Regions from separate parts of the Homo sapiens genome. Here region 1 is linked to region 2. Evidence: read pairs that join two places in POLR2A ChIA-PET (ENCODE). Cell type or tissue: MCF 10A. All regions are shown on one strand. Each heading gives the region's core, and the rest is flanking DNA. Links, peaks and the distances in the headings are about the cores only. Region 1 has its middle 76 kb from the start of BCAR3. Region 2 holds the start of LOC102723480 (a long non-coding RNA gene).

Evidence for each region. ChIA-PET counts read pairs that join two places held together with the same protein. Peaks named below come from ENCODE experiments on the same cell type or tissue, not always from the same donor. Only the 100,000 strongest peaks of a DNase experiment are listed, where the experiment ranks them.
Region 1: POLR2A ChIA-PET joins it to region 2 with 15 read pairs; 8 of 35 experiments call an interaction of 5 or more read pairs at or near these places.

What each region holds. Positions count from the first base shown.
Region 1 is chr1:93,749,400-93,765,635 of GRCh38, reverse strand. It overlaps a transcript of BCAR3 not described here. Among named protein-coding and RNA genes, the nearest start is that of BCAR3, 76 kb to the right of the region's middle. RefSeq lists an enhancer at 11,249-11,543. In MCF 10A, for the core only: no CTCF peak of the experiment used is centred there; DNase peaks (open chromatin) are centred at 6,515, 8,795 and 10,995.
Region 2 is chr1:93,684,404-93,700,639 of GRCh38, reverse strand. It overlaps LOC102723480 (a long non-coding RNA gene), which reads right to left and starts at 7,489. Exons shown (of 4, transcript XR_947602.3): 1 at 7,125-7,489; 2 at 6,466-6,626; 3 at 6,195-6,361; 4 at 1-1,504. It also overlaps a transcript of BCAR3 not described here. RefSeq lists enhancers at 7,263-7,432, 6,442-7,641. In MCF 10A, for the core only: no CTCF peak of the experiment used is centred there; DNase peaks (open chromatin) are centred at 6,389, 7,169 and 7,529.

The DNA of each region.
Region 1 (16,236 bases), core at 4,199-12,198, 64 kb before region 2:
CACACACACAAAAATAATGATAATAATAATAAAGGGAGTGGGAGGAAACTTTGAGAGGTGATGGATGGCCTTGGTGAATGGTGTCGATGGTTTCACAGGTGGTATCTACAGAGTCATCAGGTTGTATACATTAACTATGTCCAGTTTTCTACCTGTCAATCATATCTCAGTAGAGTAGTTTAAAGAAAAGAGATGCTGACTGGTGATCCTAGAGATGGCCCCAGGTCCCACAAGATTCAGAATAACCAAGACCAGGGAAATGTGCTGTAGTCTCAGTAGGTAGTATTAATATTAACATTTGATTGTGAGGCTGTGAAAACTGACCATTCTTATATGGTGAGTGTGGTTTCTATGGTAACACCACATTAAATATTTATTAAGAAAATGTTATTCTCAAGCCACACCTAGTAGGAGTGGTTATTGTACACAGCACTGGAGACACACAAAGGGAAAGCAAGTACTTTTTTTGGGTAAACCACTTGGTCCTTAATTAGGAGTTGGGAGGAAAATACAGGGTCCTAGCTATGAGCTATGCCCACCTTTAGCCACCTCCCCTAGGAGTAGCCCCCGGGATGTCCACTGAAGCTCATCCTGACCTTGGGGATATCCTCTGACCTCTGAGCAGGGGAGCTCAATCCTTAGGGCTGCCTGGCGTAAGAGCGAGGTCCCACTTGAACAGGAGATGCAAACATGTGTGCTACAGTGGGGCGGACACCTTCCCCTAGGACTGTGGATGTGGCCTGGGGTAGACCGGGCAAGAGGAAACCTCTGGACCCAGACTCCCACTTAGGAGGCAGAAGTGCTCAATCAGGGGCATATACAGAGCCCAAAGGAGAGCTAGATACCAAAATTGAAGAGAGGAAGCATTCTGACCAGGTCCCCCACACTGAAGAACCCAGGTAGGTGTGGAAGCCCGGGTGAGAGGCAAGGACTCTGGGCACCCTAGGCACTGAGGAGAGAGGCAGGAGGGGCAGGCTTGGTGTCATGGGGAGCCAGGTCTCCTGGTAGCGATGTGGGGATGGGCCTGAGCAGAGGCACATAGGTGGAAGACTGTGGCAGCAATTCAGGAAGAGAGTGGTGATAGCCGCAGCAGAGATGTGACTGTGAGAGGCAGGAGATGGAGGCCACAGATATCACAAGGGTAGACTCTGTAGGGCTTGGTGCCTGGGCTGGGGTGGGAGAGGGGAGGGAGGTCTCAGATCATGCCCATGTTCCTAGCTTGGCTGATGCGATGAATGGCGGTGTCAGAGACTGGGACATGGAGGAAGGGTTGGGTCTATGGAGAAAGAGGATGAAGGAGGCCTAAGAATGGCTGAATGGGAGGGGCCTATGGGACATCCATATTCCAGAAACATCATCACAGGAAGGAATGAGAAGAGATGGGCCCCCTGGAAGTGTGGGAGGATTGAGAAGCGCAGACACACAGACCCAGGCAGCAGCGTGGGGTGTTCTGGTGGAGGAGGGCAGGGGCTGTGATGAGTCAAATCTGCTGTGGCAAGCAGGAGACAGGGGCCTGTCTGGAAATGACAGCAGCCTTCAGTTCTGCCTTAAGATTTCCAGTGGTGGACAAGAAATAAATGTGGGCTTTCAACAGCACTTTCCGGATCTATGTGTGATCAGGTGGAGGGGTGTGTGAGGTCCAAGGTAGTCCATCCTTGACAAGTGGAGTCATGGAGGGTGACAGAGCTGGATCCCATCAGTGGTGTGCTGGAGCCAGCTCCTGCCAGCTCAGCTCACAGACTGATTGTGCGCATCTCTTCCCAACTCTGCATTCAGTGACATCATATTCATAGCTTGAAATCGGCCATAGTGGTAGCATTTACACCATGGAGGTTGGCAAATGCTGCAAGTCAGGCCTTTATGTTCCAGAAAGCCAATGTTAAATATTTACTGGCACACCAGTGGGGTGGAAGAGGGAGCAAAGCTGCATGTGGGCAAGTGAAAATGGATGAGTCTGGAGAGAGAGGTGGGCAGGAGCCAGAAAAATGAGCTAAGAAGACTGGAGAACAACTGAGAAGCAGTATAATTACTGTGCATTGCTCGAGAGTGAGGAATTTAAAGCCTGGAGGCTTGAGTTCAAATTCTGGCTCTGTCACTAGTTGTATGACCTTAGCCAGGTTACTTAACCTTTCTTGGCCTCAGTGTTCTCCTTTATGAAATGGGAGAAATAATGCCTACTTCATGAGGTTATTGTGAGATTTCAACACATTTTGCATGTAAGCACTTAGAACAGAGCCTAGCATGCAGTAGGCATTCAACAGTAAGTGTTAGCAGGCTGGCTGCAATGCTCATGTCTATAATCCCAGCACTTTGGGAGGCCGAGGCAGGAGGATCACGTGAGGCAAGCAGTTCAAGACCAGCCTGGGCAACATGGTGAGACCCCAACTCTAAAAAACATTTAAAAATTAGCCATGTGTGGTGACGTGCACCTGTAATCCTAGCTACTCTGGAGGCTGAGGTGGGAGGATTGCCTGAGCCTGGGAGTTTGAGGTTACAGTGAGCTGTGTTCATGCTACCACACTTGTAACAAGCAAGACCCTGTCTCAAAAAACAAAACAAAATAGAAAAACAGTGTTGGCTATTGTAGAAGAGTTTATGTAGATCATGACATGATTGTATTTGTCTTTTGGAATGAACCCCACAGTGTAGAGAATAGATTGAAAGGGGCAAGAGAGAAAGCAGGAAGAACAGGCAAGGAGTGGTCATTTGACAAGAGATGGGGGAGCCTAAGCTAAGGTGGAGAGAAGAGAGGAGATTTGAAGGAGCTTGAGGTGGAATGGAGGGGACTGGGAGATTAATTGACTATGATTCAGGAGGGAGAGAGAGAGAGTGGGTGAGGCAACTTAGAAGAGGCTTTGGGAAAGAGGTTGGGATCAGGCTGGGGTTTGAAGGGCCATCTTTGCAGAGAAGAGGGAGGAGGAAGCAATATGGGAGGAGAACAAGGGTTTTTCAGAGAGTATTGGGGTTGGGGATGGAATATGTGGTAGGACGTGACAATGATTGGGTTCGGGGTGAAGGGTGTCATTTCAGCAGAGAAGCATGAGTCCGTAGCACGTCAGGTCCCTCTGTGGCCTGGCCTGCCTTTGCCTGGCTCTGGGTCTTAGCCAGGTGTGGCCATCAGCACATGTCCTCCTGCTGCCCTTGCTAACTTGTCTGCATCCACTGCTACTGCCACTGGGTGTACACGAGCTCTCAGCAGAATGGTTCTGAGTTCTGACCCAATTCTATGGTCACCATGATGGGGAGCCTTGCTTGACAGTTTTGTCTTTCTGTATGTGGATGGTGCACAGAGCAGAGCTGGGGACAGTGACCCTTCAGGGGTCTGTTAGCATGAGTTGATGTGCATGGAGGCTTTCATTTCTTAGCAAAGGAGGTGGAAAGATCTCTTGCTTGTTAACTGTGCATCATGAAAGTGAGAGAAGGACAATGGAGGAGTGAGATGTGTCTGTCTTCAGCCTGGTCCCTGGTGCTGCTGTCTTCAGCCCCTATGGAGAGAGAGCTTGAAGGAAAAAGTTTAAAGAGCTATTTTCATGAGGTACTTTGTGATACTTAGAGCACATATTCTGCTTCTGTGGGACCCTGGTGACAAGGTGTGGCACAGAGTCAGGGAGAAAACCATGATCCCAACTCTTGCAGGAAGTCAGCACTGTGGGCCTGCATGCTGGTGCTCTTATCATAAACCCTGAGAGCCCAGACAGCAGTATGGTACCCTCAAGTGGCTTCTTGGGTGAGGATATCAATGAGAGAAAACCGGAAGGGGACAGGAATAGCAGGGAGGATGCTATTGATGTAATCAATGGACTGGCTCATGGGCATGTAGGCAAGTGGGGTAAGAACACGATCTTTGTGTTATTGAATTTCTTTGGAATTAAACAGGATCCACAGGAAGGTGGCCTGGGGATGTTCAGATTACCCATGAAAGTGAAACATTAGAAGACCACATTCATGCTGGCTTGGCTGGCTTGAGCTCGGGGGTTTGCCGTGGCTGCCCCAGCTGGGATGGCTGAGGGCACACAGTAACTGCAGGGCTAGGTGCTCTCAAGGTAATTCATCTGTCTCCAAGCCTTTCTGGGTCACCACTTACGCCTGCTCTCATGGTGAAAACAAAGAAAAGACTTCAACCAAAGACCAGCCTGTGGTTTCAGCAGGTCCAGGGTGGTCCTTGCCTGAGCTGGAGTGTCCTTTGGTGATAGGATGGCACCTACTAAGGTGTTAGGTATTAATCTCAGTGGGGAAGGGGTGGGTGAATTTCAGAAGCAGGGTTGGAGCTTCAGCCTCAGGAGGCCAGACCTCCTCTCTGAGCAGTTCTACACTGGTTGTGTTCACTGGTTCCAACTTTTTAAAGACAAAACTGGCTCAGGACGTTGGGGTCAGCAGAAATAGGTGGAAACTGCTTTGGAGATTTAGTGTTCTAGGGAGTGGAGGTTCCACACCCCCGTCATCTCAGCCTTGTGTCTCTACAGGGGGCAGACTCCTGCCACCAGCTCTGTCCCAGCAGGATTCTACTCCACATGCCTAAAATCATCTCCTTGACCCTAAGTTCCTGCTTTCCATATTTGTGTTAATGGCCCCAGCATAAAACCACAGTAGTTATCATTTCTGAGTGTCCTACATGCTGTCCCATCTCACTTCTTCCAACAGGAGTGGCTTATATTTCCTTTTAGTTCCCACTGTCTACCATGGTCCATGTGGACCATCAGTCACATGCCTTGCTCCTCTCTGGCCTCAAAGGTGCCATGAAATGGAAATCTGGCCAATCAGAGACCTCTATTCCTTGGGCCACAGTGATAGGTCCAGGGATGAACTCCTGACCAAGGCCTGGCCAATCAGAGTCTCTCCTGGGACCTTTCTACCAGAGGTCATGGGAAAGCTCACCTATGTTTGCTGGGAGATGAGTCTGGGGCTGCCTAGAACACTTGCCTGCCCACAGAAGGAGCCTGGCCATGAGTGGAGCTGTGCCTGCAGCAAGAAGTTTCCTTACACTTCCTAGTGACATGGCTAATACATTCCTTCTTCTTTTTTTTTTTAAGCTAATTTATATAGGTTTTTACCATTTGCAACTAAATCTAATGCAACCACAACAGCATCCAAATTTGATTTCTCAAATTTATCTTTATTTTATTAGTCTCCATAATGTCTCTCATATCTGTCCCTTCCTTTCCATCCTAACTGGAGTGAGTAAAGCACCTGCTACCATGCTTCATCATGCTTTATACCTGGAAGACACCCTCCTGCTCCCCACTTCTCATTGAGTCTCACCCGAAGTCAGACCTTTATCGCCTTATAAGCTGGATTATTGCTGAGTCCCCACTGAAAATCATGAAAGATCAAAGTCAAATACCTTAATTCCTAGTGCAAGACTTCCTTTGATTCTAATCTTTCTTTTCAACCCTCCCTTCCCCTATTTGTCTCTTAGATGACCTCTCTGAATGGTTAGCCCGAAAACTCCAGAAATGCCTTTTTTTTTTCCTGTGGGCCACATTTATTCATTCATTCACCATGGCCTTTTGTATGCCAGGCACTTGCTGGGTCTCTGCCTGGAACACCTGCTTTTTTATCTGAATCCTGTTCCTGCTTTCACACCTAGTTTACGTAAGTTACCCTTCCTCCAGCAAGCTTTCCCTGACCTACTGACCCACTCACTGGATAGGTCCAGTTTATCCCTGGACCTTTCACTGTGGCCCAAGGAATGGAGATCTCTGATTGACCATATTTCCATTTCATGCCACCTTTGAGACCAGCGAGGGGCAAGGCATGTGGCTGATGGTCCACGTGGACCATGGTAGACAGTGGGACCTAAAAGGAAAAATGAGCCACTGGTCTGTTCCAGCCCTGGACCTCAGCAGCACCTCCTGTGTGGCTTTCTGGTGTGCTCATGGCAGCTCATCAGGCTATCATTTTCTCTTTCTTATGTGTATTATCTTCTTCCAAATAACGCAAGGGCAGGTGTGTTCCTTCTCTCCCCTGAATCATTTAGTGTGGTGCTTGACAGGTACCTAGTGGGCTTTCCAGCAACATTTGTCATTTGGTTATTTAAATGTTTGATTGATGCAGTTGGCATGAAAATGAAGAAAAAACAGGAAACTTAAAAAGCAAAAATTGCTTGTGAGGCCCCAATGGTACTCTCTGCTCCACACACTCCTTCCCCTAGCACCCATAGAGGCCGCTTGGTAACACAGCCAGGTGCCACCTCTGGTGCTGTCTGGCAGACAGCCTTCCAGCCAAGAACTACTCCTGCCCCTCCTGAATGCCCAGCTCAGTGTGGTGCTGCAGTTACCCTTGGCCAGTGTTACTTAGGAAATTAGCCGGACACTGGAGGGTTAAAAACCTCTCTCTTTTTTGTGAAGGGTAGAGAAAGAGAGATCTTTCCTGTCTATACTATGCTTAGCTTTCGGCGCCTTCCTGTTATCATAATGGTTTTTTGTTGGTGGCAAAAGCCTTTTCAGACCAGTGAGGCAATATTTCACCCTTGGCCACACTTTAAACATTGTTGTCAGGGGCCGGCTAACTGTGCCGCAGGATGTGGGTTGCATCAGCCTGTGATGTATGCTTGTGAGGTTAGTTTGGGGATAATGACTGGCTGGGGTTATACCTAATTTTGCACAATAGTGTTGGGAGAGGGATAACAGGGTGCTAAGAGTTATACACTGAATGCTCTTGGCTAGGAAATGCAGGCCCAGAACCTTCCACCATTCCCTGGCATCTGGCCAACCAGCCCCCTGATGGCCTGAGAAAGGTTCACAGTGCAGACAGCTGGACTTTTCTCCTATTCGGTTCTCTAACAGCCTCTCCTCAGTTGCCACCCACTGTCCCTCCTCCCAAATGCAATAGAAAAATAAAGATAGGTGGCAGTGATACCCAGGGGGTGAACACAGAGCAGAGAACCACACTGGACCTGATAAAGTGACTTGGTGAACGCTGATAGGCAGACATCACTCCTAGCTTTGGTCAGTATTTCTCAGTTCCCAAGAACATTTCTCAGCTATTCTCCTCACCCAGTGCCTATGAGTCTGCTATGCTTTAAAAATGACATACACTAGGAAGTGCAAAGCAGAGTAAGGTTGTAATCACCTTTGAGAATCTAGTGAAAGTGTCATAGATTTAGACCATCATAGAACTGGCTCCCGATTAGGGGTGTTTTCCAGACCAACTCTTTGTCTGCACTGGAACTCTCCTGTTAGGCTTAAGCTGGTCGTCTGGGCTCCATCTACAAGATGGCAGCCAGTTCTTCTTCACACTGGGTCTGCCCTGCAGCTTCCAGCTGACACTTGTTCTTTTCCAGCCACTGGCAGGGCTCCCTGGAAACTCTTCTTTGTCCTCCCCTGGCCCTGTATCCTGATGGATCAGGCCAAGGCGTTGACCTAGAGCAGTGCAGACCAGAGGCCGCAGCTTTATACTCCTCTTTCTCTGGTCTCTGACAGGTACAAATGCTAGGCAGGCTGCCCTCATCTCCCTTATGAACCAAGACACTAGTCCTCCTGACTTCGGGAGTGCTGCCTGCTGATGGGTCGGTCCTTCCCTGGGAGTTGCCTTCAGCCAGTGGGAGCTGCCTCCCAAAAGTTACATGCCCCAGGCACAAGTGGACGATGCAGCAGTACCAAGGGCTCCTCCTTTCCCTCCATTCAAGATATCTCTGAAGGGCCAACTTGGCTTCAGAGCTCCCCGTGAGATCAGTTGAGGCCTCTAGTACGATTTTGCACTACTCAACCTTGTGTCCGAGCCTCCTTTCTCTCCCTCATGGGTATTGTTCCCAAGAGCACATTTGCATGTAAATTTCCTTCTCAAAGTCTGTTTCCCAGACAACCTGACCCATGGCACTTAGAAATAATGGGCAAGAGGCTGCCAGCACAGAGGCCAGCATGTGCATTCTGCAGGCTACTCTCACACCAGCAAGGAAGCTGTGTGGTGGGAGAAGCAATGCCTGGAGACTGTACACCCAAGAGATTGGGAGGGTGATGAATGAATGACCCAGAGGAGGAAGAGTTGACTCTGGAGGATGCCTGCCTAGCCCTCTGCAACCCATGCAGGATTGCCTTTTCCCAATTGAAGGAAGAGGAGAAAAAATGAAGTGCAGAGGAGTCGTGATGCTCGCTGAAGGGTCAACTATTTATACAACAGTTAACCCAACACATATTGCAAAATGATCTTACTCCTTGTTGCCTAGGCAAACTTCCCTCCCAGTCATTGCTTCTCTCCCTTGAAAGTTGGCCTCGGAATTGGTGCAGCGAGACTTCCCAGCAGCTGTCTCAGTGGAGTGAGATGTGAACGCAAAGTGGACATCAGAGAAAAGAGAAAATGGGGGGAGCTGCTGTCTGCTCCACTCCTCTGTGGGAGAAGAGTGGTGTGGAGGAGAGAGGTCATCAGGTAGGCCTGGCCCAACTTCTTTGGCCGGGCTTCAGCCCCCAGGCCCCATGATTGTGTGCCCCTTTTGGAAGACCACTCCTCACTATAACAGAAGACAGGAGTAAAGGTCTTCCTCTTTGCACCTCAACATGGATTCCAGAGGCTAAAACACACTAACCTGCCCATCAGACCCAGAACAGACCCCAACCGGCAGAGACTTTCCTACTGTGGGAGCTGAACTGGAACTGCAGCTAGTCAGGGGACATGCCTGCAGGTCCTCCCCACCCCTCCCTAACTCCAAAGAGGCCAGTCCAGCTCAGCATCTCTGCCTTTTCCATTCCAGGCAACTCTAGAAGCCTAGAGTGTAAATTTTGTAAGGCCAGGCACCCCCACATTTGGGGATAACCATTACATAGCACTTGGCACAGCAGCCATAGGAATGCCAGGGACTAGTCATCAAAGCCATGAGACTCTCTGAGTGCTGTTGATGCCAAAAATCACTCTAACCCTTCCCAGAGGCTGCACCTGGGCATTCCCTGGAGTGTTCCTTATGGAGCATGGACAGTGGGCACAGACACACTTCTTTCCAAATGGAATATTGCCTCTTAGGAACTAACCAAGGCCCTTTCAGTTTCTGTTAAGGTTTTTGTTCAAAAGTAATTTTTAAAAATGTTTTATAACCATTTTAATTGGAATTGGAAAATTAGCACATATACTGACTTGCTTTATCAGCTTTTCCCCCACCTTTTAAGAGATCCCAGAGAATAGGAGAAATGAAATGCAAAATTTACAAGAACTTGTATAACATAAAGTGGTGCTGGGCTCTTCGGTTAGTCACCAGGGTGGTTCCTGGCATGAAGCACCAGCCATTCGTGTCCCATGCAAAGGAGGGTTCTGGACGACTTCAGGGTGGTGGGGTGTTGATTATTAGACCAGGGAGTGGTATTACAGAGATAGAATGGCTTGGGAAGGGGTTAAGAGTGAACACTCCAATAACAGCCTTTGGGTGACCCTGGGCCAACCATTGTTTTCTAAGAGAAGGGGAACCCAAGCCACCAAGGGCACTAACACACAAGGGGGAAAGAAAACAATTCTAGACCACTGCATGCAATTAAAGAGCAGCTTAATTTGGTTCTTTTAGGTTATAGATCACTCTCAAATCCTGCTTATCAGTTCTGTGCATTTTGTCTGTGCTATTGGCAGTTCTCCACAATTCACTGAAATTGTCAGAGGCTCTAGACAGGAGAGCCACAAAGCCCATGAAACTGGGGACGTATTCTCCCCACTCTTACTTGTCAAGAGCAGGTGAACTTCAGTAGCAAGCTGGCTCCTGCTGTGGGAATTTCCACTCTGTTTGGCTTGAGCCCTGGAGTCAGTGTGACTCCAGATAACCTCGAGATGGGACACAACAAAAAATTTAAATGATACAAAAGTCCCTGTCATTAGATATTATCTTAGATAATTTTAAGTGATTAAATGTTTCCTCCCTTTTGCATGCACGCACACACATGCACACGCACACGTACAACACACACATACCTCTTCACTCTATATCTTTTTATATATAGTCGTGTGTAGCTTAATGATGGGGATACATTTGGAAAAATGCATTATTAGGTGATTTTATCATTGTGCAAACATCATAAAGTGCACTTACACAAACCTAGATGGTATAACCTGCTGCATACCTCTGCTATAGACTATAGCCTATTGTTCCTAGGCTACAAACCTTTACAGCATGTTACTGTACTGAATACTGTAGGCAACTGCATCAGAATGCTAAGTATTTGTGTATCTAAACATGTCTGAACATAGAAAAGATACAGTAGAGCTACAATATAAAGATTTAAAATGGTACACCTGTATAGGGCACTTACCATGAATGGAGCTTGCAGGACTGGAAGTTGTTCTGGGTGAGTCAGTGAGTGAGTGGTGAGTGAATGTGAAGGCCTAGGACATTACTGTGCACTACTGAGGACTTTATAAACACTGTACACTCAGGCTACACTAAATTTATTTTAAAACTTTATTTTTCTTTCTTCAATAATACATTAACTTTTTAACTTTATAAATGTTTTATTTTTTTAACTTTTTTGATTCTTTCATAACACAACACACAAACATGTTATACAGCTATGCAAAAATATTTTCTTTATATTCATATTTGTTAAGCTTTTTTCTATTTTTAAAATTTTTTACTTAATATTTTTAGTTTTTAAGTTTTTTGTTTTGTTAAAAACTAAGACACAAGCACACACGATTAGCCTCAGCCTAGGCAGGGTCAGGATGATCAGCATCACTGTGTTTCACCTCCACATCTTGTCCCACTGGAAGGTCTTCAGGGGCAACATACATGGAGCTGTCCTCTCCTAGGATAACAGTACCTTCTTCTGGAATACCTCCTGAAGCAACTGCCTGAGGCTGTTTTACAGTTAACTTTTTTTTAGTAGGGGTACACTCTAAAATAACATAAAATTATAGTATAATAAACACATAAACAAGTATCATAGTCATTTATTATCATCAATTATGGAGTACTCTACATAATTGTATGTGCTAGGCTTCTCTATGACTGGCAGTGCAATATGTTTGTTTACACCAGCATCACCACAAACATGTGAGGAATGCACTGCACTGCGATGTTACCACAGCTATGACATCACTAGACAACAGGAATTTTTCAGCTCCATTATAATCTTATGGGACCACTGTCATATATGTGAGTCATCATTGACTGTATATATTTCTGATTCTTCATCTGCACAATGGAGATAAAAAAGTAAGTCTGGCTCAATTTCACCTCTGAGATATGTTTTGTGGGTCAAACCATATTATGCAAGCTCTCCAAAAAGATGAAGTGCTGTAGAAATGGAAGGTATTTCCACTAAAAACCATAATTTCATCATTTGTTATCTGATTACTCTCTCTCTTGCCCTTTGTGTTCAGGGAACAATGGAGGCCTGCGATTTGGAGTTAAACTCTCAGTGATCTCTGTGTTGACAACACCAAAGCTAGAGGAATCCAGTAGGATGTGGGCATGGTTTTCCCGGAAGGCTGACTGAGCAGTTCTGCAAATGTTTGCAAGTACAGGGCAGAATTTCATCCAGCCTCAGAACCTTGAGCCAAGACTCAGCATCAGCAAAGCCAAAAGTTTCATTTCTTCGACTGTGGGAGTGCTAGTCCCAACCTTTAGATGGCCATTCAGTTTTAAGTTCAATAAGCATTTTGATTGAGAAATACTTTGCTGAGGAGTGAAAAGTCCTTGGCTTTGAAAGACGAATGATGAGCAGTTCAGTGGCCCATGTCACAGTCCAGGCACCTGCCAAAGGTGACTCCCTGGGAGGAGCATCTTAGTCACAGAGCCAGTGCCTGCTGTAGGTGTGCAGAAGGGTGCATGTGTGTGTGTGTGTGTGTGTGTGTATGTGTACGTGTACATGTGTGTTGGGGGAAGGGAGCAAGGTTGTGGGAGCATTTCTTATCTGCTCTTCTCTGCAAGATTTCCTGTGATTTAAGTCACATTAAAGTACCCATAAGCCCGTAATGCAAAAGAACCCCAAAACCAGCCCAGCAGCCAACCATGGCAGCAAGTAGATGCTCTGGTCTTTAGATAGTCAGAAATGACACTTCTGGGCTCTCAGGCAGTCAGTGGGTTGAGCTCCCCATTAAAGTCCCCCTGCCAAGTCTGGAATAGTCCTAGTCCCGTGTGTGTGTGTGTGTGTGTGTGTGTGTGTGTGTGTGTGTGTGTGTGTACCCGCGTGCATATGCGCGCATGCAGTGCAGGGTCTGCATACCTAAAGCAGATGAAATTCTGCAGAATGGCTGCCTCACTAGACAAAGTCAAGAAGACAGACCGAGGAGAGAGAGGTTGATGTGTCTCCACTACCAAGAGATAGGCTTCTCTAAGCCAGCGAGACATCCCATCCAACAATATGAAACTGGCCACATTTCCTTGAGATGTCAACGTTGAAAGTGTAGCTGCATCTTTATTCTTCACTGTTATGAAGTTGGGTGCAACACAGCTTGAGTGGAATACAAAAACACCGCTTGGAAACACATGATCTGGATTTGAATCGCAGCTGTATCATTCACCTGCTATAGACTTTGAGCAAGACCTCTCTGAGGTTATTTCTTCACAGTAGGTAGAGACAAGACTTACTTCAAAGGTTCTTAAAGTTGAACCTGAGTCAATGAATGCAAAAGTGTTCACATTTAAACTGTAATTTTAAAGCACAATACAAGTAAATAGCATTAATATCATTAGAGAGATTAACTTAGCACTGTGCGTCACATGATTCATCACGGGCCATCTGTGAGATATCAAATAGAGAGGTGAAGCCTGCAGTAATAAAAAATACTGCCATAGCTATAACCAGTGTACTCTTCTCTTCCTAAACAAACAACAAACAAATCTTGCCAGAGTCAAAAGGCAACAGTTTCGACTGCTTTTTCTGTTTTCTTGAAAGACAGAAGTCAAGCTTAGTCCCTTCTCTATGAGAAATGGTGAAGGAGGCACTCTCTTTGTTAGAGCTATGGAGTGTGGCCATGTGTGGATCAAGCCAACGTCCTGCCTTCACTGGGCTCACAGACAACACTCACAAATGTCACAGAGCTCAGATCACCCCTCTCCAACACTTTTTCCTTCATCAAAGAAAGTGCGTCCAAATGCAAATGAGAGCAATGATACCGTATGCATACCCATGAATCCACTCTTTGCTCATTCTTATTTTGAATGCACTCCTATTTCAAACCTTTGGTACTTCCTATTATTGATAACAAATTACTTCACAACCGATTGACATGTGATGGCACAACTGAAAGTCAAGATTGAGGACAAATGTCTGCAGCCGTGGGTGGGGGCAGGAATTTGTTTTATGCATCTTAGTATTTCCAATGCCCAGGTAGATGCTCATTGCTGACTTGAATTGGCCCTAGCCTGGGAAGGAGAAACCTCACAGCTCCCTACCCATGAGCTCTGGGGCCATTCCTAATGCAGAGGGGCTAGTTGGGTAGTCATAGCCCTTTTAGGAGCATCACAGTCATGACAAGAGACCAGAAATGGCCTCTACAGGAGATTTCAATGTAGGACAAACCAGCTCCCTTCACACTCTGTGGTAGTGACAGTTTTAAGTGGAGGAGTAAGTGCCCAGCTTCTTTCATGCCTGCCTTTGAAGAGGGTGGCCTCTTGCCAGCAAGAAGTGTCTGAGGTTTGGGTGGGTGAGAGCTGGATGAAATGAGTGTGTAGGTGGTACTGCCCAGGGAATAAATGTGAAAAGCCAAAGCAAACCTTCAAGTGCACAGCAAAGAGATGCATTCTCAGCTGTGTTCCTAAAGACATTCAAAATCACATGCGTCTATCTGGGTCATGTGGGCGGATCTGTAACCCAGGGCATCCACAGATACCAGAGCCAAAGCTGGCATGGCTGTTCCCCGCCAGGCTGGGGAGGCCTTGCCAGGGCAGCAGCCCCAGCCACACGCCCTTGTGTTGGAGCAGTCTGGAGGCTGCCAGCCTGTGGGGCTGGCTGAGAGCACCAGCATGTGGGGAATCTTCTAGATAATTTGTCACAAGTGTGCTAATGGCTCTGGGGGCCAAGAGGAAAGGGGTGATACAGCATGTTTGGAGACTGGAATGTGTAAATGAGTTGCTCTGTGAATTATTTGATATTTTCTCCCTGCAGTTTAGAAGAAAACTAGGTCCGATGGGCTTGGCCAAGGTTTATGAGGCAAAGCAGGGCTTCTGAGGTGAAGTTACATGGCTGTTTGAGCCCGAGGCATGGCAGGATTGCTGCCATAGTCTGGAAACCTCTCTGGTGATACCAGGCCAGCTTGGTACCAGGTATAAAGTTACCCAGGTCAGAAAATGCAGAGGCTTCATTCCTTTCTTGAAAAAAGGGTATTGTAGGTAGCAAGTGGGAAAAGAGAGGAACCAGGGGAACCAAATAGATGAGGGCATAAGGGAAAGGCCGTCAGAGTGGAAGTCCAGAGGTTTATGTTGACAGTCTTCCTGTCACCCACTGCATGGGAGGAGTCAGCTGCAGCTTAGGGGTGGGCTTTGCAGTTAAGCCAAGCCGAGGTATCAGCCCCAGCTCTGCCACTTCCTCCCCATGGAACTGAAGTTGTTAGCCCCTTGGTCTTCAGTTTCCTCACTGTGTGAAGGGAAAATGATGACTTCCTCCCTGAGTTCTGGTCAGGATGAAGGGAGGTGAGTGTGCAGGGCTTGCCGGTGTGCCGGGCGTTTGGTGGTGTTTCTTGGTTACCATGGTCATTGTTACCCAGTGTGACTGTTCTGATTACGATGGCTGCATCACACACAGCACAAATTTAGTGGCAGAAAAACCCCAACTATTTTTTATCAAGCTTATGGATTCTGCGGGTCAGAAATTCAGAAATGGCACAGCAAAGAGGACTCATCACTGCTCCACGATATCTGGGGCATCATCTGGGAAGGGTAAAGATCCAGGGTATCTTGACTGTTGGAACCTGGAATCACCTCAAAGCTCATTCACTCACATGTCTTGAGCCTGACCTGGGAGGGCCTTGTTGGTTAGGACTGCTAGCCAGAGGGCCTACACGTGGCCTCCCTGTGTGGCTTCCCCACAGCGTGGTGGTCTCAGGGTAGTTAGACTTCTAACACAGTGCCTGGTTTCTCCCAGAGCAAGTGTCCCAAGAGAACCAGGCAGGCAGAAGCAGAATCACCTTTTCTGACCTAGCCTCAGAAAGTTGTGGCATTCTGTTGGTTGTAAGTGAGTCTCTAAGGTCAGCTGTCTGTATTCAAAGAGAAGGCAGCTCTGGATGGGAAGACTGTTAAAGAATTTTAAAACCGTCATAGTGACTATAGAAAATAATAATGCCTTATGCTCACAGAATGTTTACAGTTTCAAAAGCACATTCACTTGATCCTCACAGTGCCTTTGAGTGGTGAGCAGGACAGGTAGCAAAATCCCATTTTGCAGATGTGGAAACAGCCTCGGAAAGGCTGCCACTTCATTCCCCTGAGCTACAAGATGAAGAGTTTATACAAGATGCCCTCGCTGGTGCCTGAAATGCAGTGGTTTTCCGTTCCTTGCTGAAGGAGGCAGTCCTGAGCAGTTGGCTTTAGTGAAGGAAGCAGTCTGATCAGAACTCTGTTTGCTCTTTGAACAACTTCTGTGATTTCCTGGGCCAAACTGAATTGCTTCCACTTAGCTCACACCTGGATTCTTGAAGGCAGCTAATTTTAGATTCTTTGGTCTGGTGCCAAATATCAAAGGAGTTGAAAGAATAATCTTTGCTCAATTGTAGTACAAATTCCTTCAACTGAGACCAATTCTGGTGCCTCATATTAAGATAAGGAAACCCCCATTTATCATATATCTTTAAGCTGAAACATTTCAACCAAAGCAGGAGAAGCAAAAAAAAAAAAAAAATAAGTCAAGATCATCTTTAAGCAAATTACTCACTGAGCAAATATCAAGAACGAAGATTTTTAAGAGTATAAAATTACTAAATTTGTGCAGGTGCAATTTGCTTTACGTAATACTTGTGTTCCTGATTTGGTGAGTGGAAATTAAACATTTATACTTTAAGTCTATTTTAAATTGACTTGAAAGTAATGTGAGAATGGGGAATTTCCTAGTAAAGGCGCCTGTGCAAATTTACTTCCTAGTTTCAGTTTTGTTAATTTGGGTTTCTAGAGATTGGATTTTCTTTTCTTTTTTTTTTTTTTTTTTGACGGAGTCTCGCTCTGTCACCCAGGCTGGTGTGCAGTGGTGCGATCTCAGCTCACTGCAAGCCCCACCTCCTGGGTTCATGCCATTCTCCTGCCTCAGCCTCCCGAGTAGCTGGGACTACAGGCTCCTGTCACCATGCCTGGCTAATTTTTTTGTACTTTTAGTAGAGACGGGGTTTCACCATGTT
Region 2 (16,236 bases), core at 3,149-11,148:
TCCTGGCTTCTGTTTGTATCCATCTGCCAAGGAGGGGAGAGGGGCAGAATCTCTGTTTAACCTATAGGTGGAAGCTATAGTTAGCATTCTATGAGCCCATCGGGGATGCTCAGGTACAGTGCAGATGTCTGCCAGTGGCATGTCCAAATAAATAGGCATTTAAGGATTTCCTAGGCCAGGCGCAGTGGCTCATGCCTGTAATCCTAGCACTTTGAAAGGCTGAGGCAGGCAGATCTCTTGAGCTCAGGAGTTTGAGACTATCTCTACAAAATTATAAAAATTAGCCAGGTGTAGGGGTGTGCCCCTGTGGTCCCAGCTACTCAGGAGGCTGAGGTGGGAGGATGGCTTGAGCTCAGGAGGAGGAGGCTGCAGTGAGCCAAGATTACACCACTGCACTCCAACGTGGGCAACAAGGCTAGACCCTGTCTCAAAAGAAAAAAAAAGAATTTTCTAGTTTAAAGCATTAGGGGGGATCTAAACTTTGAACTGGGTGAAGTGCAATTGGCATACTCCTGGAGTCTTGGGTGTGCTGAGCCCCCAGGGTGGAGGAAAAAGCCTTGGGTTTTTTGGTCAGAAGATCTGACAACTTGACTAGCTCTGCCCTTGACTGGCCAGGCAAGTCCCTCACCTCCCTGGGCTCATTGCCTTACCTGTAAAATGGGGTGGGGTAGCCAGGGGAGATGATCTTTGAGAGGCAGGGCAGCATCTGGGAGCCAGGCTGTCCAAGTCCCTTCATAAGAGCTGGCAAATGGCGGGCAACCTCTCTGGGTCTGTTTCCTCATTTGTACTGTGTGTATGTGTGTGTGTGTGTGTGCACCTGTGTGTGTGAAATGGGTCTATATGTAATGTCTCTGGAACAGTGCTTGGCTATTACATAATAAGCACTCAGTAAACTTGGCTATTATTATTTATGGCCCCTCTCCACTCCCACATGAACTAAACTGTGGGTCTTGGCAATCATCCTCTGAGAGAAAATGCTTTGTTTGAGCAGTGGGTTGAAAGGCTGGCTGGAGGGAAAGAAGATTCTTCCTTGCTGGAGTTTAAAAACAAGACATGGGGCCGGGAGGAGGAGAGAATCACTGAGGCCGGTATATGATCACCTCATGAGTTCTTCTGCCCATCCACCCCCGCCCCCGCAACAAGGTACAGCTTTAATGAGGTGATTTCACCCCTACAGAAATCCTCGAGGTTGGGGTTGGGGAGGCAAGGAGTGTAAATGTCCCCAGCGCCCAGCCTCCCTGATAGCATCTTGGAAGCATGAACAGGAAGAAGACTGTAGGGAGATTGGCTTCAAGTGCCGAAGCAGAACTCTTCAAACTTTTTCTGTTCGTTTTCACTATTTTGGGTTTCTCTCCCCCGAAGGGAAACACTCTGCAGGTGACACAGTGTGAGTTAAGAAAACCCCATGTGTCGGAGCCAGACAGAGGGGAGAATTCAAATTGGATCTCTACAGTTTACTGGCCGACCAGGGTTATCTCTTCTCTCTGAGGTTCAGTTCCTTCATCTGTAAAATGGAGATAATGATACTTGTTTTACAGGGTTGTTGGAGAATTAAATATGAACATATATGTACAGCAGAAAGCAGGGGTTCAGAAAAGCTAGGTCCCCTGCGCTGCATCCCCTCCCTGTCTATGCCTAAGAGGGTGCTCCACTTGCCTGTCCACCTTCTGTACCAAGCCAAAAAAGCAGGAGGCACGATTCCCTTGTGTTGTGTGCTGTTAGCTTTCAGAACAAGGCTATAATCTTCCTAGAAGCTCCTGGGCAGGTTAGAACCTGTGGGCTGTCGTCAGTAGTGGATGCTGTTAAGGTAAAGCTATAAATACGAATGAAACAAAAGGAGAAAACTCAACAGCCCCCTTTCACCTGACATTAGGCCACAGACAGATTGGCCACAGACTTGACTTAGCAGCGAAGGTTGATGCTAAAGGCTGAGCACAGTGGCAGTCACAGGGCAGACTAAGGACACCTCTCTTTATCAAGTATCCTCCACCCCACTCAGGAATGGGTTGTTGGAGTTTAGGTGGCCAGGGCCACAGTCATGAGTATATTGCCTTCTCTCCTCTGGCCACGGAGGCCTCGTGGTTGGGGTAGGCTTGGAGTGAGTGGGATGGTCCTGAAGGGGTTAAAGGAGGAGTAGGGCACAGTCACAGGCCTGGGAAGCATCTCAATGGGCTGAAATTCTAAGCCCCCACCCAGTAAGGTCCTTGGGGATCCCAAAGCCCTTGTCATCTATCACCAGATCCTGGGTTCCTTTTATGTTCTCCTAAACTTTCTCATGGCTGCTACCAGTGTCTTATCTGTCAAGGTTGTGACAATCCAAAATGGTACCTTTTTGCAGATTAGAAATAGGCTCCCCTTTCCCCAGCAAATGCAGTCCTGCGCCAGGACACACAGCTTGTGATACAGGTGCATAGGCTAGATTTCAGCCCCCAGTTGCCCCCTTGGCTGAGCTGCCTTGTCCTGCTTCCCATGCTCTGCTTCAGTGGTCAGGACTGGCCATCCTGCTTCCGCTGCTGCCTCCTCTGAACTTGCTTCTCCTGCCTCCGCCGTAGCCCTTCCTGTGAGCAGAGCTGGCTTTCAGTAGGACACAGAAGGTAGCCTGGATGTGCCAGCTTTTCTAGCCCTCTCTTTGTTTTGTTTTTTTGTTTTTGTTTTTGTTTTGAGACAGAGTTTTGCTCTTGTTGCCTAGGCTGGAGTGCAATGGCACGATCTCGGCTCACGACAACCTCTGCCTCCTGGGTTCAAGCGATTCTCCTGCCTTAGCCTCCCGAGTAGCTGGGATTACAGGCATGCGCCACCATGCCTGGCTAATTTTGTGTTTTTAGTAGAGATGGGGTTTCGCCATGTTGGTCAGGCTGGTGTCGAACTCCTGACCCCAGGTGATCCGTCGTCTCGGCCTCCCAAAGTGCTGGGATTACAGGCTTGAGTCACCACGCCCGGCCTAGCCCTCTCTTTAAAGGGGCTTGTGACCCATTCCAGGGCTGGGTCAGAGGACACTTGAAGGATGCCACAGAGTCCAATTGTATAGTATTCTCTCTGGCATCATTCAGCACATCAGGCCCAGGTGAAGGTCTCCCCATCTCCTATAGTAGTGAGAATCCCCCACCTATCCAAGGCTGATGGCAGTGCCCCCAAGACTGTTCAAGAGAGTGCGTCCCCAAGTCCTGGGGCCTCTGGCATCAATCTCGGCCTCTTCACTTTCCTCCCAGCAGGGCATGTAGGCTGTCTTATAAACAGCGTCCTGGGTGCCTGCTCTGGCATCTCAGGATGCCTGAGGTGGGCAGGTAAGTGGGCTACGCCCTCCCTCCCAGCTGGACTATCCCCTCACAACTGGGTTACACAAATAGGAACAGCCTAAGCCCTTAGGGTTTAGGGTAGTCTGAAAACATGGCATTTTATGATTCCATCTCTCCCCCTTTTAAACTCACATGCACATCCCTGCCAGAATATCTGGACCACCTGTTTAGATGTGAATGGTCTGAAGCCAAGTTTCTGGTAGCTTTGCCAATAGCCAGGAGAGGCCACTCCCTTTGAGGGGCAGAGCTCGAGGTGCGCTGTACCTGGGTGGTCCTGCTGCTTCACTGTGAGAGGCTAAGGGAGGAGAGGAGGGCTGGCTTCAGACACATTTGTGGGTGCACGGAGACGCCAGCTCCCAGTCACTGAGTATCAATCAGGGCTGGAGGAGGCTGTAACACCTTAAAACAGTCTTCAAACTTTCTCTCCACAGCTAATAGCTGGATTTACCATATAATCTGGTAAGTGGAAAGTAACACAGGAACACGCTTGAGAAGTGCCAACCCAGAGCCAAAAGAGAAGTTGCTGGGGACACGATGCCTGGGCAAGGGATGGGAGTTGGTTAGATAGAGAATGAAAGAAACTGTAGGAGCAATGGCTTGGAGGCACCAAATAAAGGGTGAGTTCAGGGGAAGCATCCTGAGGAATTTGAATTTCCACTTATGGGTGGCAAGAAGCTCTTGAAGGGCTTTAAGTGGTAGAGGGATGGATCAAGCTTGCCTTTCAGAAACATCACTCTGGGGCCTGCATGGAAGACAGAATGGAGAAGGGCAGGATGGGAGGGAGGGAGACCAGCTGGGAAGCAATGGAGAGTCCAGGCGAGAGAGGAAGGGACCCTGGGCCAGAGTGGTGGTGGGGGAAGGAGAGGAGGGCATGACTTTGAGGATTCCTTAGGGATAAAGTCCCCAGGCCTTGGTGAGAGATTGGCTGTGTGTTATTTGTGTGCGGGTAGAAATGGAGAGAGACTGGGACCCAGGGTGGTTCCCAGGGTTCCAGCTTGGGCAATAGCTGGATGGAGATGCCATCCTAATATGTGGGAATTCAAGAGAAGAGGAAGCTGGCTGTGGAGTGTGCAAATTTTAAACCGTCTGTCCCATAATCAACATTTAGCAAACCATTTGGATGTGAAAACTAAGCTAAAGAGGCAGAGCTGGGCACAGTGGCTCATGCCTGTAATTCCAACTACTCGGGAGGCTGAGGCTGCTTGAGCATGGGAGGTCAAGGCTACAATGAGCTTTGATTTTGCCACTGCACTCCAGCCTGGGCGACAAAGCAAGATCCTGTCTCAAGAAAAAAAAAAAAAGAGAGAAGCAGTAGCAGGTTGCATTATACTGTGGAAGTATGTGTGATAACCAGGCAGAGTAGACCAAGTGCAGGACCTGGATATGCCCATTTTCAAGGTGGTTGGGGAAAGAGGACACACAGAAAGACAGGCTGGAAACTGTCAGAGAGGTAGCAAAAGAGTCAGGAGAAAACGGTGTCTCAGAGGTCACAAGAGCTGAAAGATTCACAAAAGAGGAAGCAGTCAACAATGTCAAATATAGCAGAAAAGCCAAGTAACACAAGTTCTGAATCCTGTCCACAGGATCATACACTGAAGAAGTCATTATCAACCTCAGGGAGCGCAATTTCAGAGGAGGGGCTGAGGCAGGCCTGACTGCAGAGAATTACAGAGCCTTCAGTGAAAGGAAGACAGGAGATTGGATAAAGATGGTAGATAGGGGCATAAAATTGAGCAAGCTGTTCAGGGCAAGGGAAACTTGAGCAGCTTAACTGGCTGAGCTGGAACAGCCAGCTGAGAGGGAGGCATTAAAGATAGAGAGAAAGAGGGTGATGATAGAGTGGGATGGGAATGGGATGGATGGCAGCAAGAACATACTGGGTGGGTTTCTACTGAACCACAGGAGTGAGACAGTGAAGAGACAGGTGGAGAGGTTGACAGTGATGTCAGTTCCATTGTAGGGGGAAAAGGAGTGGGAGTTGGAGCCTGATGGCCTCATGGGCTCTAATTCTAGATGAAGTTGAGCTTACCCTAGATTTGTGATGGGGTGGGCCTGCAGGGTTGTGGGGTTTCTCTGAAGATTTCAGAGAAGATGGAATGAATTAATCTGAGCGTTCCTGAGTAAGTACAACAGAAGGATATGGGTCCAGACTGACAACAAACTGGCTCATGTGATTAACCATGGGTGGGCAGGGAAGGAAGAAGGAAGCCCAGGAGGGGCCTGATAGACCAGAATGATGTCGATGCATGACAGGATTATGCTCAAGGGCCAGGTGCCAGGGAACAGGAATGTGGGAGGGCGAGGGGAATGTGGGCAGAAAGAGGCTATTGGCCTGACGATGTCAGGGGAGGAGCAGTCCCAGGGAATAACAAGGCCCAGGTGGGCCAGAGTGTAGGCTGAGGTGGAGCACAGGTGAAGGTGATCAGAGTTGGGAGGTCATTTTACTTTGAGGCTGGAGCATTGGAGGTGCTGTCACAGGACAGGAGTGGGTGGCTTTGAGGACCCCAGCCATTTCCAGGGTGAATTAGGAACAGTGTTTGGTGGATTACAACAGGAGGAGTGTGGTTTGGGGTCTCCCAAATGTGTTTGATCATAAGGACACATGGGCTCTTGTTAAACATTGGCTGCCAGGTCTCACTTGGATCTCTCCAATTCAGACCTCTGGGACAGGAGCCAGGGGATGTGCATGATTCTGATGATCAGGTGACTTTAATGATCAGGAAAGTTGGAGAAGGTTGATATTAAGAAGGCATAGGCCTCCAAGTATGGAGAAGGGGACTATAGAGAAGAATGGATGAGAGGTTTGGAAAAGAAAGGGGTAGGGAGAAGAAAGAGGAAGGGACCAGGAGAGCCATGGAGAGTGGAGTGGAGGAGAGAATTCATGCCCAGAGGACTCACATTTTGGATGCTGAGAAAGAATGATGTGATGTGAAGCACTCTGGAGTCATGACTGGGCTCAGTCACAGTAGCCGGGATCCCACGGTGGCTGGGAGGGCGTCAGTCCCTGGAAAGTCTCCTCTTTTTGTCCCTTGATGATTCATGCAGGGCATTTCAGGATCCCGGAGCTGGCACCAGATTGACATGGAAGTGGAGTTGCCAGCCAACAGTGTGATGTGATTTCCACGTGCCAGGGGAGCTCCCCACCCTGTGCTCTGTGAGCATCCCTTACCGGAAGTTCCACCAGGAGCTGGGCAAGGCTGAAGCTACCAGGTGTGGAGGGAATGACGTGGGCTTTAGAATCCTGGTCAGATCTGTATTCTCATCCTCTGATACTTTTTAGACATGCAACCTTGGGCAACTTAGCCTCTCTTTGCACCTCAATCTCCTCATCTATAAAATAGGGATAATAATACCTGCCTCAAAGAGCTGTCGTGAGGATTAAGTGGGCAAAGCACACAGAGTGCCAAGAGTAGGTGCTCAGGGGCTCAAGCAAGAGGCAGAGCCTTGGTGGTGGAGACCACTATCAGCTCCACTCCACACTGAGAGCCCAGAGCAGATGGGAGATGGACAGTGGGATAGGAGCACAAGAGGTGAGCGTCCCTGGAGCTACTTTCGAGTTTCTGCCCCCTACTAGTCACCAAAATCACAGCAGTCCGTGTTTACAGAGGCATCTTACCTGTCCTCTATTTTTACTGTGTTACCAAGGTGGTAACAGTATAATATTATTTTTGTATAAAGTGTTTTAAAGGACCACCTGATCTGTTGTCCCCAGCACCTTGCACTTTGGGGGACGCTATGTGTTCATCATCAATATATTCTGAAATAAGAAACAGAAACCAGAAATTTAATCATCCAGTACCCAGTCCACAAGAAAGGCCAATGACTCACTTCAGAATATGCGAGGATTGTTCACTCATTTCCTTCCATGTGGCGTGTTTGTCACTGCCTGGTCATGCTGTGAGGAAGAGCTGCTCTCACCTTCATGTTCATGAACCTGAGACAGACGAGGTCACATGGAGATCACTCAAGGGGTTCTTTCTTCCTGGAAATGCTGACAACTGAGAAGTTTGCCTCTCACAGCTGTATGAAAGGTTTTGTGAGGAAGAGGTTAGGGCAGCACCAGGGGTTAGCCCCCCAAAGTGCTATTCCCTAAGCCTAGTACAGGAAAAAGAAATTTCCCCTGTACTGGGTAGAAGGATGACTGCTGGCTTGCTCCCTTGCAGGAGGGTTGTTGAGTTGGAGCAGTGCCTCTCACACAGGTCACTGGGAGGCTTGTTAAAATGTGGGTTCTGAGTCAGTGCCTTAGGGTGGGGCTGAGATTCGGCATTTATGGCAAACCCCGGGCACTGGAGAGGCAGCTGCTCCACAGCCCCAGGACGGCGCTAGGACACACCTGTGAACCTTCAATGTGGGTTCCTGCCATGGGGAAAATTCAAGTGTATGTAGAGGCTTGACTGTGGTTCCTGACCTGCTTGAGACCCCCACACACTCTGACCCTATGTCTGAAACTCTGTTCAAAAGTCCAAATCTCAAATATCTATGGAATGCCTAGCAAGTGCCAGGCACTGGGCTAAGTTTACCTAACCCAGCTTGCTTGCTTCTCTTAAGATTCACTGTGCCATTCCACACCACGCTCAAGCAATCAACCCCAAACTCTCCCACTCACTCTGAGGAACAAGGGTTCACACTGGGAGATGAAGTGGGCAGTGGAGTCAGGGAGGCCAGTTTAGGGAGCTCCACATCCCAGCTCTGTGAACTTGGCTGGTTACTCTGCCTTTTTGTGCTTTCATTTTCTCGTCTATAAAAAGGGCTTAATAACCCCCACCTCTCTAGGTTGCTGAAAGGATTAACTCAGATGATGCACACAAAGTTCTTAGCCCTGGGCTGGTAAGCATAGCTTTTATGATTCATATTTAGTTTGTGTTTCCCCCATCAGAACCTTTGGTGCTCTCTCCCTCTTTGCAGACACCTAGGCCAATTCTTGTGTGTCTCCTTATGCTTGACTGTGTTACTATCTGGAAATTATTCTTACCATTTGGAAACCTCAGTACTGTCGACAGCACCATTAAAAGCAGTTCCAAATGGTTACCACACAAGAGGAGGCAAAAGCAGTGCCCCACAGCAGCTGTGTGTGCACTGGGGAGGGGGGTTCCTGTGAGGAAGGAACCAGAGAGGAAAGGGCCAAACTGACAGCCTCTTGCAGCCCTCCAGCTTGCTGTGCCAGCTGCTCTTGCACTGGATGCCGAGCTGTGCGGCGAGCACTTCATTCCTAATGATGCAGTGTCAGTTATAAATCACTTATTTAAAAATCAAACTGGCCAACCCTAGATTGTCTTTATCATAGCACCACTTTCACTCACTTGCATTCCAAAGGAATTTTAGAAACATTATTTAACTTTTCATCATGGCATTTTTCAACCATATGCAAAAGTAGAGAGAATAGTGTAACCAAGTCCAGCTTTAAGAGTTGTCCACATTTTAGCAGCAAAAGGTCTCTTGAGTGAAAGAGAATGGTGTGGGATCGTACACCCCTGCCACTCACGTGGGAGTGAATTGTACATATTCATGTCTTATTAGAAAAAAGGCTGAGAACTCTTGGTCTTTCCTGTCCATTTCCATTTGCATTTTTTTTTTCCTGGAAAATGGGATAATGACCCTTACTTTGCAGGGATTGACTGAGCCTGAAAAATGGGCTGCTGGTCAGAGCCTCACAGATGCACATTCCTTCCTGGGCTCTGCCTGCCCCTTCTGCTCCTGGGTGGAAAATGAGGAAGGAACAGGCACAAGCAGGAGGCTGCTGAGCTGGGAGCAAGGACCAAGGCTCTAATCTGGCCCCTCCCACCACCCACTGGCAACCACCTGCCTGCCAAGGCCGCCTGTCTCTTGCAGGGTGGATTGTGTCCTGCTTTGTAGAATGATAACTCCTGTAAAAATAAGCACCTTAAACAGCCGAGAGAAAGGGACAGTAATCTGACCCCAGGCTGTGTGTACCCCACAGGGAAGGGGTGTGTCTGTCATACTTGCCCCTGCTTCGATTTAGCTCTGAAGTGCAGGGGAGACCATTTTTCCCACTCAGCAACAGCAGCCTGTGAAGTAATGGGAGGCTGTTCCCCAGTGGGACCATTACCACTATCATTTCTATAATGCTTTCCTTCTGAGAGGCTGAAGTCACCACTTCCCAACCCTGATAGCCCCACACTGGCTCAGGCAGTGGGTGTTGTGGAAAGAGGATGGGATGTGGAATTAGAATGTCTCACCTTCAGTCCTGGCTCTGCTATGTAATTTGCTCAGTGGCCTTGGGCAATCCCTGAGGCTCCATATTCTCCTCCTGAGTATAGTGATATTTTACCCCAGAATGACTCTAAAACTCATACACATATTATTCATCTTAATGGTTTAATTGGACTCGGTTTAGGCAAAACTGTGAAACAGAAGTGTTAATTTAGCATTTTCTACTTTTTCAGTCAGATTCCCCCTTTTTCCCAAGTTCCCCCTTTCCACTCACCCTTGAAGCACCCAATAATGTCAGGCAGCCAGTCAAGAAAATGGCCTAGAAAACGAATATACATTAAAGGCCTAGTAGTTTAATCTCGATAGTCAAAATAGTCTACATTTATCAAGTGCTCACTAAGTGCCTGGCACTAAACATATTTTTTGTAATTTTCACAACAGCATCATGAGGTATGTAACTATTATCCTCATCTTACATATGGGGAAACTGATCTAGAATTCAGACAGTTGCTAGGAATTGCACAGCTAACTTGCAAAATCTGGGATTCAAATGCAGATGTGTCTGATTCTAAAAGCAGTGCTATTTGTTTATTTAGTCTTTTTGAGGCACTGAACCCTAGTGATTAAGAGCACAAAGTCTGAACTAGATGGCCTGGGTTCAGAGCTCAGCTCCTTTACATATTGCTATATGACCTGGGCAAGGACCATGTCCTCATCTGTAAAAGGGGAAAAGAACAGTGCCACCTTATAAGATTATTGTCAAAATCAAATGAGTTAATGTATGTAGGGTTCTTAGAACAGTACCAGGCACATAGTAAGCACTGTGTAAATTATAAAACAAAATAAAAGTAATTAGTGATAATCAGAAAAAAGTCAGTTTAGAATAACATGAAAGAAAAGGAGCATCCCTTTGTGCTCACCAGTCAGCTTCACTTCTCGGTTTGATGGGAGGAAATTCTTCAAGACATTTGTACATAATCCCACACAAATGCACACAATTACAGAAGTCTGTTATTTTCACATGAAAAGGGCAACTTGTATTTTTCACCTAACGTTTCACAGCTGCCTATCGGTACCTATGGAATTACCTCATTCTTATCAGCTGCAGAGTGCATGCCAGGTATAGATGTGCTATAATTAAATAATTCCTCTACAGATTATCTGTAAATGATGCTGCCATGAGCATTTTAGGATGTTTATCTTAGTATGTACAGGAAAGTGAACCCCTGGAAGGCTGACTTTGCTCTCAGAGACTGAGTTGGTACATCCAAGCAAGTCAGGTTTTTCTGTCAGTCTGGCTCCTTCTGTATAGGGGAGTTGGTGAAGCATAAATGCTTTCTGTTCCCTGCATTTCCCTCAACCATCTGCATTCCTCCTGCGCTAGAACAAGGCAGCACAGCTCATCATCACCACCCACCCCCAACCCCAGGGTAGCCTGAAGCATCTAAACTGAGCCCTTTCCGGTCATAACTCAAGAAGGCAGTCAGGTGGCCATCGCCACTAGGTTTTACATACATTTGTTTCCTCTCTCTTCATTTCCATAATCAAGCTCCCTGCCCCCCTACAACTCCTCCCTCTTCTTTATTTTTATGGGCATCACCAGCATCAACAGTCTGTCCCCAGCACTTTTTTTTTTTTTTTGAGATGTAGTTTTGCTCTTGTTTGCTAGGCTAGAGTGCAATGGTGCGATCTCGGCTCACTGCTACCTCCGTCTCCCAGGTTCAGGTGATTCTCCTGCCTTAGCCTCCTGAGTAGCTGGGACTACAGACGCGTGCCACCACACCCGGCTAATTTTTATATTTTTTTTAGTATATGTGCTGCCAAAGTGAGCACTAATTTTTGTATTTTTAGTAGAGGCAGATTTCACCATGTTGGCCAGGCTGGTCTCGAACCTCTGACCTCAGGTGATCCACTGGCCTCAACCTCCCAAAGTGCTGGGATTACAGGCATGAGCCACCACGCCCAGCCCCCAGCACTTTTAATCTCTCCCTTCTCTGCGTTCCCACAGCACTGGGAGCTCTGCTGCAGCTCATCCTTCTCTCACTCCAGATCCATGCCATGTTCCCTGCTAGGATGAAAGTCCTGGTAATGTGATCACTTTCATACCTCCCAGGGCTAGTGATGCTTTCCATATGGTAGATGCTCAATGAATTTTTAAAACTTTGTTTATATTTTTAAAATATGTTTTTGAATTTGTTTTTAAGTAACATTTTACATGATAAAAATAATATATGCTGGCCAGGCATGGTGGCTCACACTTGTAATCCCAGCACTTTGGGAGGCCAAGGTGGGCAGATCACCTGAGGTCAGGAGTTTGAGAGCAGCCTGGCCAACGTGGTGAAACCCTGTCTCTACTAAAAATACAAAAAACAAACAAACAAACAAACAAACAAAAACAAACAAAAAAACCTTAGCCAGGTGTGGTGGCACACGCCTGTAATCCCAGCTACTAGGGAGGCTGAGGCAGGAGAGTTGCTTGAACCCAGAAGATGGAGGCTGCAGTGAGCTGTCATGGCTCCACCGCACTCCAGCCTGGCCAACAGAGTGAGACTTTGTCTCAAAAATAAATAAATAAGTAATGTAAAAAAAAACATACATATATATATACACAGACACACACACGCTTACTGTAAGGAAAAACTGGAAAGGAAAGCTGTGTAAATGAGGAAATTAAATCATCTGGAATTCCTATCCAGAGACGTTTTGGTGTATTTCTTTGAATTGTTGAATTAAGAAGATAATTAGTGAAAAAAAAAAGCTAGTAATTAGACTGAGGATGTAAATGGGAAACAGGCTCCAGAGTCCGGTGATAAGAGTAAGTCTTGAAATGGGTGGTTCAAATATAGACAATCAGGTTGAGGTGTACTTTGCATAGAAAATGAGCCTATGTTGTCAAGAAGTTCATCTTTTCTTCACTCTGTCACTATTTATTCAATAGTATTTACTGAGGTTTAGTAAGCCATAGTCCTCAGACAATGATTTCTCTGGCCAACGTGATAGTAAGTATGCAGCTATCACACAGGCCTTTTGGAAGCTGAGTTGACTTCCCTGCCTAGTAGACTGGACACCAAGTTCATGGCTAGCTCTTCAGGGGCAGGCACCTAGAGGGTAAGACTTCTGAAAATATTGCAGAATTTTGCCTTTCTGGTCCATATCAGTGTTGCCAGCTCTTTGTATCAGTAGTTATGATATATTAACTTCAGGGAATTCTCTATCTTTCTTTCTGCAGTTGTTCAAGTTCAGCTTTTCTGATTGATCTTCCTTGGTGATAGCTTAAGCACTTGTTATTCCTTACCTGTTACTGTTAGGGCTTGGCAAAGCAAGAACTTTAGGGATTGTTCTTTGTTAAAGTGCATTTCATCTAATGCCTACCCCAGCTGCCTGTTAATTAGTGCTGTTACGGGATGGGACTCAACCAATTACTTTGTGGCAGGAAGGGATCAACTCCAGGTTGAGTGCTCCCTGACAAAGGCTTTTGTGCTGCTCAGAAGTCATTGTTATGTTGTCTGTTCATGTGTCTCTTGGGCAAAGGAACCCAGGGTTGCAATATTTAAAAATTTAAGTGTGGCTGGGTGTGATGGCTCACGCCTGTAATCTCAGCACTTTGGGAGGCTGGGGTGGGTGGATCATTTGAGGTCAGGAGTTCAAGACCAGCCTGGCCAACATGGCGAAATCCCGTCTCTACAAAAATACAAAAATTAGCCTGGCATTGTGGCGCACACCTGTAGTCCCAGCTACTTGGGAGGCTAAGGCGGGAGAATCGTTTGAACCCAAGAGACGGAGTTTGCAGTTAGCTGAGATCATGCTACTGCACTCCAGCCTGGGTGACAGAGCGAGACTCCATCTCAAAAAGAAATATATAAATAAAAATAAAAATAAAATAAATGTTTAGATGAAGCCTGGTTGTGGACTTGAAGAAGTTTGAATTCTAAAATTGTTTATAGCATGACCAACATCCAGGGGATTATATTTATTTAGCCTATGGGGAGATTTATGATGTAATATAAAGGTGAAAAGCCAAAGGAGTTCATTCATTCAATAAGTACTGAGTGCCAGGCCCCAAACTAAGAACAAAACAAAGGCAAAACCAGATATAGATCTTAGAGTCTATAGAGCAACAGGTATTCAACAGCAATAACGGAAATGAATAATTACTGGCTGTGACAAATTCCAGGAAGGAGAGGGTGCTGTAAGGCACATTTAACTGGGGAACCTGACCTATGCTGGGTGTCAGGGAAGGTTTCCTAGGGAATAGAACATCTGGTTATTTAGTTTGTGGTACCTGAGTCTTCTCACCAGTAAAATAGGGATACTACCCTCTTTGACTCACAAAGACACTATAGCAAGAGTGGTCATGGACAAGAATGAGCTTTGAAAAATGCTCAGCGTTTCTAAAACTGAGTTTGTCCCTCCAGCCAAAGGGAGCTGTTCTCCAGCTTTGACATCTGTTGCCAAGCCAGGCAGTTACTCAGGCACTCTGACTGAAGACCTTTGATAATTCTCCTCCACTCTGCCAAGCAGCAGGGGTCAGACAGACCTGGGGTTAGCTTTGGTTCTGCCATTTAAATCTCATTTGAACTTGAGTAAGTTTCTTAATTGGTAAAGTCACTTTTCTCATTTGTGAAATGGGGCAAGTATCGATTAATGGCTTAAAGCTTGTAAAGCACTTAGCATAGTAGTTGGCATGTAGTTACTTCTAAACCAAGTACAGCTAATGTTATCGTAATTGTTATCATTGCTAATTATTAACTTTTTTTTTGTAATGGGGCTCACTGTATTGCCCAGGCTGGAGTGCAGTGGCTATGCACAGGCACAATCATAGCATACTATAGCCTCAAGTTCCTGGCTGAAGTGATCCTCTACCTCAGCCTCCCGAGTAGCTGGTACTACAGGCATGCACCACAGTGCCTGGAGCTAATTAATAACTCTTGTCAATTATTTCTTTGTAATAACTTTGGCCTTTTACCTCTATTCCCACCAGCCTAGAGAAAGCCCTTGTCATTTGGCAAGAAGTGATTCCATAGCCTTCTGATCAGTGCCCCCAACTTGTCTCTCACTTCTCTAATTCATTCTACTTGCTTCCTAAAATAACAGTATTTTGCATATGTCACCCCTTTTAATATTATCATTGAAAAATATGTGAAGCTCATAGCACAAAGAGCTAAACTTCCTAATGTGGAAAGAGGTCCTAGATAATTGGTAAGAAAAAGACCTACAAATGGGTAGAAAAACAGGAATACAAATTCCAAAAAAGAAAAAAAAGTCTACTAAACATGAAAATATAAGCATCCTCACTTATTATAAAAGAAATGTAAATTAAAATTACACTGAAATTCATATTTTACTTATCAAGTTGACAAAAATTGAAGGGGTTATTAATAACACCTTCTGGCCAAGCTGTGGGGAAATAGGCATTTTCTTACATTGCTGGGGAGTAGAAATTGGTACAATCCTTATAGAAGGCAATTTGGCATTATTTATCAAAATTACAAATGCATATACCCTTGGACTCAGCAATTTTACCTCTGGAAATTTATTTTACAGAATACTTGCACATTTTATTTATTGCCATATGGTTTGTAATAAGAAAGGATTGGAAACAAGCTAAATGTTTGGTAAATTATGGTTCATCTCTTCAAAGAAATGCTATGCAAAAAAGAATGAAGAGAGTCCCTCTGTACTAATATATGAAAATCTCCAAGATATATTAAGTGGTTTTTAAAAAGCAAAGTGTAGAACAATGGGTATAGTATGTTACTTTTTGTGTAGGGAGGGGGTAATAACACTCGCACACACACATACACACACACACACACACATAGAAACTCTGGTAGGCACATACAATATTAATAGCAGTACTAATAGCAGTACTTATTTCTAGTGGGAGGGGGTCTGGGCAGATGGGAGACAGAGGTAAGAGGGGAACTTTTCACAGGATACCTTATTATATAGTTTTAACTTGTGAACCATACTGCAATGGTTCTGTGAATACTACCTAGTCAAAAAATTATATTTAAATTACTCCCACTATTAAACCATTAACATATATTGAGCATCTACCATGTGCCAGGCCCAGGGGATACAAATGTGAATGTGGTTGTGGTTTGATGGAAAGATCCACTGAACTTAAAATACCTGATTCAGGTCGGGCACAGTGGCTCACGCCTATAATCCCAGCACTTTGGGAGGCTGAGGCAGGCAGATCACTTGATGTCAGGAGTTCAAGACCAGCTGGGCCAACATGGAGAACCCCTGTTTCTACTCAAAATACAAAAATTAGCTGGGCATGCTGGCACGTGCATGTAATCCCAGCTACTTGGGAGGCTGAGGCAGGAGGATTGCTTGAACCCAGGAGGCGGAGGTTGCAGTGAGCTGAGATCACACCATTGCACTCCAGCCTGGGCAAAGAAGCGAGACTGTCTCAAAAACAAAAAACAAAAAACAAAAAACACCTGATTCAAATTCAGATTCTGCTTCTCACTAGCTATGCATCTTGGCACACAGTAGGCATACGACAAGTATTTATTGAATGAATTTATGGTTGAAGTTACTTAACCTTCCTGAGTCTGTTTCCTCCCATGTAAGATGAGGATAGAGATGCCTCCTATCTCTCAGGGATATTGTGAAGACAAATGATAGAATGTGTCATCAATTCTAGTGATAATTAATGAAACCTGCTATGTGCTAGGCAGTTTCACATCCATTATTTCCTTGACTTCTCATGGAAACCTGTGAGGTGGGCATATATTCACTTACTCATGAGGAAATG